Regions from separate parts of the Homo sapiens genome. Here region 2 is linked to region 1. A link is a loop called in an ENCODE intact Hi-C map of the cell type or tissue named here. Cell type or tissue: transverse colon. All regions are shown on one strand. Links, peaks and the distances in the headings refer to the core of each region. The heading gives the core; the rest is flanking DNA. Region 1 overlaps KLHL29 (kelch like family member 29). Region 2 overlaps ATAD2B (ATPase family AAA domain containing 2B).

Region 1 (2,916 bases), core at 149-2,648:
TCTCACACCTGTCATCCCAGCACTTTGGGAGGCTGAGGTGGGAGGATCACTTGAAGCCAGGAGTTTAAGAGCAGCCTGGGAAACATGGCAAGACCCCATCTCTACAAAAAACTTAAACATTTAGCTGGGTATGGTGGCATGCACTTGTAGTCCCAGCTATTTGGGAAGCTGAAGTGGAAGTATTGCCTGAGCCGAGGAGTTTGAGGTTACAGTGAGCTATGATCTCACCACTGCACTCCAGTCTGGGTGACAGATCAAGACCCTGTCTAAAAAAAAAAAAAAAACCATGAAAAATGTTTTAACAGGAGGGAAGCCCAACCTCAGAAGGTCCCAGGCTCCTGACAAGGCGCCAGCTGTATCCCCACCCCCAGACAGACCGCATCTGCACACCTGGCATAGCCTCCCCCTGCGTTCGTCACAGGGCCAGGCCCCTGCCCTGCTGAGCTGCACCTGGGGCTGGGCCCGAACCCCTCCTGGCATGGGCAGTGGCAGAGGGAACAAGAGTATGTAATCCTGCTCCTGGGACCAGGTCAGTTATCTGGAAGGACATGGCTTTACTCGTGGCCGAGTAGAGGTGCCCCCACAGTGCCCCTGGGCACTTGTCCTGGGAAGAATCTCCAAACCCATGAGCAACCCCCAGGCCCACTGGGAAGAGGGGAAGAGAGATGATGAGTCACTGAGGCTTGAGGCCCTGAAAAGCTATTTGCTGGGAGCTCTGGAGCCAACTGCCCCCAAATGCATGCTCGAGAACATCTCTCTATGGCTGCCCTGCACTCCTGAGCCAGCCAAACGGTGCCTGCCCTTGTATAGGAGGAGACCCTGGGCAGGTCGCCAGGTATCCTCTAGAATCCATGCTCCAAGGGGACAGCCAGTTGCTGTATCCAGCGCTTGGCACATGGTAGATGCTCAGTAAACACTTTTTGAGTGTATGAGTGAATGAATAGCTCCAGCTGAAAGGATGAGTGCTGCCCACAGTACTGAAGCACAAGCTCCAGGTGCTCCGTAGGCATCAGAGCAGGGAGGGTAGAACCCAGGAGGATGGGGCAGCTCCAGCAAGGGTGCAGAGGGGGCTCTCTGGGCTCCTAGGGGGTCTTTCAGCAAAAGTAATGCTGAAAAATTTTGACTTACAGTGATCAGCTTCAATGGTCTTAACACAAACTTCATCTCAGTTTTTCTGCCCTCTCACATCGTCTCGTCTAGATATTTTTGTAGGATTTAACCCTACTGTCTTACTATCGCCCACCAACCATAGGAAATTCCCTTTTTGATGGATCTTTGCTCTGTGCAGGGCCACGTCGTGTTCTGAGCAGTGATCAAGTGTTCCTCTTTCTCCTGGAGGCATTTGTTGTTTGTTGATCAATAGATGGTGGGGGCTTTGGCCAAGATAAGCCTTTGGCCATGCGAGGCCTTGACAGTTTCTAGGACTGCAGCTTCTGCTCTCTGGCGGTTGAGTTCACCAGCCCCTCCTGGGGTTCCAGCCCCTCCTGGTGGGCGCTTCTGGCCTTCCCTCCCTCCCCAAAGGCAAGAGGCCCCCTTACCACCTGAGGAGAGAGCCCTGCCCGGCCCCCACTTCCAGATCCCCCTGGGTTTTGCCTTGGCTCCTCCAAGGGGTCTGCCCCTCCCAGGGGTCCCACCCAGCTCACCTCCCGAGCCACCTCTCCCCAGCCTGGGCCCACCTACAGACTGTCTATGGTGCTCCTTGGACTTGGGCTTTACCTTCCCAGGGAACCCCTAAATCTTCCTGGGCCCCGAGCCTGACTGCCTGGGGAAGGGTGAGCAGGAAGCAATGAAACACAGCGGTGGGTTGAAAGCCGTAAATGCAAGGCTTTGAATTAAGCAGAACCGGATTCAAATCTCCACTCTGCCACTCACTCGCTGTGTGGCCTGGGACCAGTGACTCTCTGCGCCTCATTTTCCTGGCCTGTACAATGGGGGCAATCTGTCATAGAGCTGCCCTGAGGATTCCAAGAGTGGATCTCATCAGCGGTCTCCGAGAGGGTGGCAGGTGGGAGGAGGCGTTTCAAAGTGCTGGGCTTCCCCTACCGCGCCCTGCTCCTCGCTGCTCCTCGCTACTCCCAGCCCCCAAACCCCGCAGCTGAGGACGAATGCTATGGAGTGAGATAGATGGTTGCAGGCACGAGGCGGGTGTCATGAAAGCGCCCCTTTGGCCCAGTAGCAAGCAACCCAGAAGTGTGCTTATCTTGAGTTTATTGGGGTTTCCAGGTAGGGGTCCCCTCCTCGCCTGCCTTACGCCCCAGCCCTAGAGCCCTTGGGTCCCCGCGGGCTGGGGCGGGGTTGCCTGTGCCCGGCAGGAGAAGGAGGTGGTGACGCGTCCACTCGGGCCGCCCCGCGGCTCCGCCGTCACGTGTGCCGGGGAGGGGACCACCGGGAGGTTCCCGGGCCCGCGGAGGTGGCGCGTCTGCGAGCGCCTATTTGCATATGCGTACCCTGGATATTTATAACTTCTCTTCAGCCAGTTCCAAGTTATTGATGTCTTAAAGTGACTTTAATCTGAGCCTTCTTTTCTCCAAATGGGCTTTTGATTTCCGGAGTGATATTATACATGGCTGTAAGCTATTGACTGAGCGATTGCCGTTGTGTTCTCAATGTGCTGATGCTGAAAATCTGCGATATAAATAAACTTCCTCTGGTAGAATCATTATAAAGCACAAGCAGCAGAAATTTATGGAAAGAACAGATTAAATGCTTAGACTTAAATTCTTCAGTGTGCTGGTTGCCCTAAACTGCTGTGTCTGGAGTTTGGGCTGCTGATTCAGGTGGAAAAAATCAAACGGACACATCGCTTGTCGGTGCATTTTTACTATGATCTATTGTGTTGCCAAAAGAGAAAGCTCAAAAGCTGCCATTGATAATCCTGGTTAAAACTTGGAACATAAATTATTAAGACGTGTAGTT
Region 2 (2,916 bases), core at 252-2,751, 90 kb after region 1:
CTTACAAGAAAACTTACCATTTTAGTATATTATGTGGCTTACTGGGTGTCTTGATTGAGCTTTGAGAATAAGACAGGCATTTCATACCCAAACACTGGTTGTCTCTTAATGACATAGAGTATCAAAACTTATTTTCAAGGTTGTGACCAAAGAAATATTTCTAATTTATTTGCTTCAAACAGCCCATCCTTTTAGCCTTATCTTCCTCAAATGAATAAAAAGGCACGTTAAAGGCAGTTCTAAAGAGCCTGACCTAATTTCATCCAGTTTCTTCAGCTTCCCACCAGAACAGACCATAGCCAACTCTAAAACAGGTTTCAGTCCATTACCCAGATGGGGGAAAAATATGATTAAAGGGGTAAAATGGAGGAAAAAAAAATAACAAGTTGCCCACTGTTTAAACAATTCAACACAGTTAGAACTGCCCCCATCCAGTTTCCTCCTGTTTGCTGGTCTGCTCCCTAAGAGAGGAGTCTCCAAAAGAGAGTGCACAAAAAGAGGAGCAGAAGCGAGAGCAGTTTCTGTAGCACCAAAATCTCCAAGCTGTGGGGTTGTATTTTTTATTTGTGGAAAATACAACATGTTTCTGAAGTTCTGTTTGGTTCTTGTAGGCTGGTTGGTTTCAGGTACCTGAGACAATAGCACCAAATTCAACAGAGAGAAAGAATGAGTGAGAGAGCACTTTACACCAAGGCTCTGCACATAATTGGTGCAATTTGAAATTGAATGGCTCAGAAGACTGCTCTGTGAGGAGCAGATTGGAGAGGATAAACCACTCATCTTGAAAAGTTCATAGGAATGTCTCAAACATATGAACTGTTCTTTCCATCTCCTATAAAAGGAAAAAAAATGCATGTTATCTATTAAGGGAAAGACAAAAGTGTTCCTCATTACGGAAGAATTCACTTTAAATTTTTAGGGAATGAATTTGAGATACAGGTTAAACTTTGAATATTTTCCTGATTATAATACCATAGGTAATTAAGACTATCTCCCCTAGATACTTCCAAGTACCTCCTATTTTATATTTAGGCCAATAAGGATGATGATGATGGTCACACTCAACAAATAACTAACTTATTATGCCAGTAATATCAGTATGAGGTATGATATGAGTAATATGAATATAAGGATGATGATAGCAACACTTAATGAGTAAGTTATTATGCCAGATATTTACTAAGAGATTTCTATATATAAAATACATAAATATAAGTAAATATTTATATTTATATGTATGCATATATATATAATTTATATATATAGTTTTAACTCCCATAACATTGAAGATTGAACAAACGTATTACTATCAGGTCCATTTTACAGATAAAGAAACTGAGGCACAGAGGGGATAAATAATTTGACAGCTAACAGGTGGCAGTCAGGATTTGAATACAGGCAGCCTCACTCCAGAGACTGAGCCCTTCCTTCCTCATTATATTTCACTAACTCCCAAAGCAAAATGAATGCATTCAGTATAGTGAAACTTATGCCAAAAAGCAGAATGCATTGTGTTCCCACTTCTATTCACTCCAACCAGAGCTGAAAAGACAGGGTTAAAAAAGAGCCAGAATGAGTGGCTTCCATCACTACCACCATGAAAGCCACTCACTGCTGATTCTGTTATCAATCCCTTCCCTCCCTAAACTAGGCCTCTAGATTATTAGGATTCCACACTGAGATGTTTCACTGGTGAGGAGTATTTAATGCATTCAAGCTAATAAAACTGCAACCATATGAACAAAGAAGTTCTAGAATTAAAAAAAATGTGAATAACTCTACCCCGCACATTTTATTCAGGTGGGCAAATGTCAAATACATCTAAGACACTTGCATTTTTTCCTTCCCTTTAAACAGCTCCAAAGAAATTCTATTCTACATCTCTGCAAAACTAACAGGCTGTATTAACAGATCATCATCCGATCAACAAGTTCTTCCATGTGGCCAACAAAAATCACTCCTGCTAAATGTTTTATCATATATTGCCAAATAAGAAAAGAAAATTACACATGAAAAATAACTATATCCTTTACATATAAATCTTTAATATACTAAAAATATTCTTTGAGAGCAGAGACTTTGTCTTACTCATTTTTTGCATTCCAAACACCCAGCACAGCATCTGGCACTGCAGGTACTCAATAAACATTTAATAGATAGACCACCAGATAAACAAACTAACAGGCAAATCAACAAAGGGAGTTGAATTAAGTCATTTAGCCATTTTGTGGGTAGATGAGTGATTACATTTGCTCAGATGACCTGAAAAGGCAGAAGTGTGGTTTAATGATGGAAATTATATAAACAAAGATAGAAGCTCATATTTATACAGGAAGAATTTCCCTTGGTTTAGAGTTGTCTAGAAAGGGAATGTCTCATCTCTAAAAGTATCTCAGCAAAAGGACAGTCGCTCCTTCATATGGCTAATTTATAGGACTAGATTTGACCAAAATAAGATGACTTTTGAGTTATCTTCCAACCATTAATGGCAAATAGGTCTCACTACCCATGCCAACGCCTTTATATCAGCAGTGGCTACCTAGGAAGCAGTGATAAGGAGTGTGGGGCCATGACCACATCCGACAAGCCCAAGTGACAGGCTCAATTGGCACGTCAGTTATAAGCAAGTAGGGAGAGAATTGTGACATACTATTTCTGTATATTTACCACCCTAGAACCATGGATTTCTGTGTTTTGACAAAAAAAAGGAACCCCAGATTACTTCTTTCCAGAGACAAAATGGTACAGAAAGGCTTTATTCTTCAAACTGTAACTCTTAATGATTTTTGTCTTAAATCTTCAAAACATTCTTCAGCTACTTGGTAAAAGACATAGATGTAGGCAAAATAACTTTTTTTCCTCTTTTCTTTGGAACAAGTAAAATCAAGTATTTGTTTATTCTACAGATAAACTAAA

Evidence for each region. Peaks named below come from ENCODE experiments on the same cell type or tissue, not always from the same donor. Only the 100,000 strongest peaks of a DNase experiment are listed, where the experiment ranks them.
Region 2: it touches region 1 in a loop (5-fold over the local background); 1 of 110 quality-filtered maps calls a loop at or near these places.

Annotation. Positions count from the first base shown.
Region 1 is chr2:23,661,073-23,663,988 of GRCh38, forward strand. All of the region lies in intron 5 of KLHL29 (kelch like family member 29), which reads left to right. Among named protein-coding and RNA genes, the nearest start is that of ATAD2B, 260 kb to the right of the region's middle. In transverse colon, for the core only: no CTCF peak of the experiment used is centred there; no DNase peak of the experiment used is centred there; H3K4me3 peaks cover 596 bases; H3K27ac peaks cover 634 bases.
Region 2 is chr2:23,751,256-23,754,171 of GRCh38, forward strand. ATAD2B (ATPase family AAA domain containing 2B) reads right to left here. Exons shown (of 28, transcript NM_017552.4): 28 at 1-832. The coding sequence ends at 791. Among named protein-coding and RNA genes, the nearest start is that of ATAD2B, 170 kb to the right of the region's middle. In transverse colon, for the core only: no CTCF peak of the experiment used is centred there; no DNase peak of the experiment used is centred there.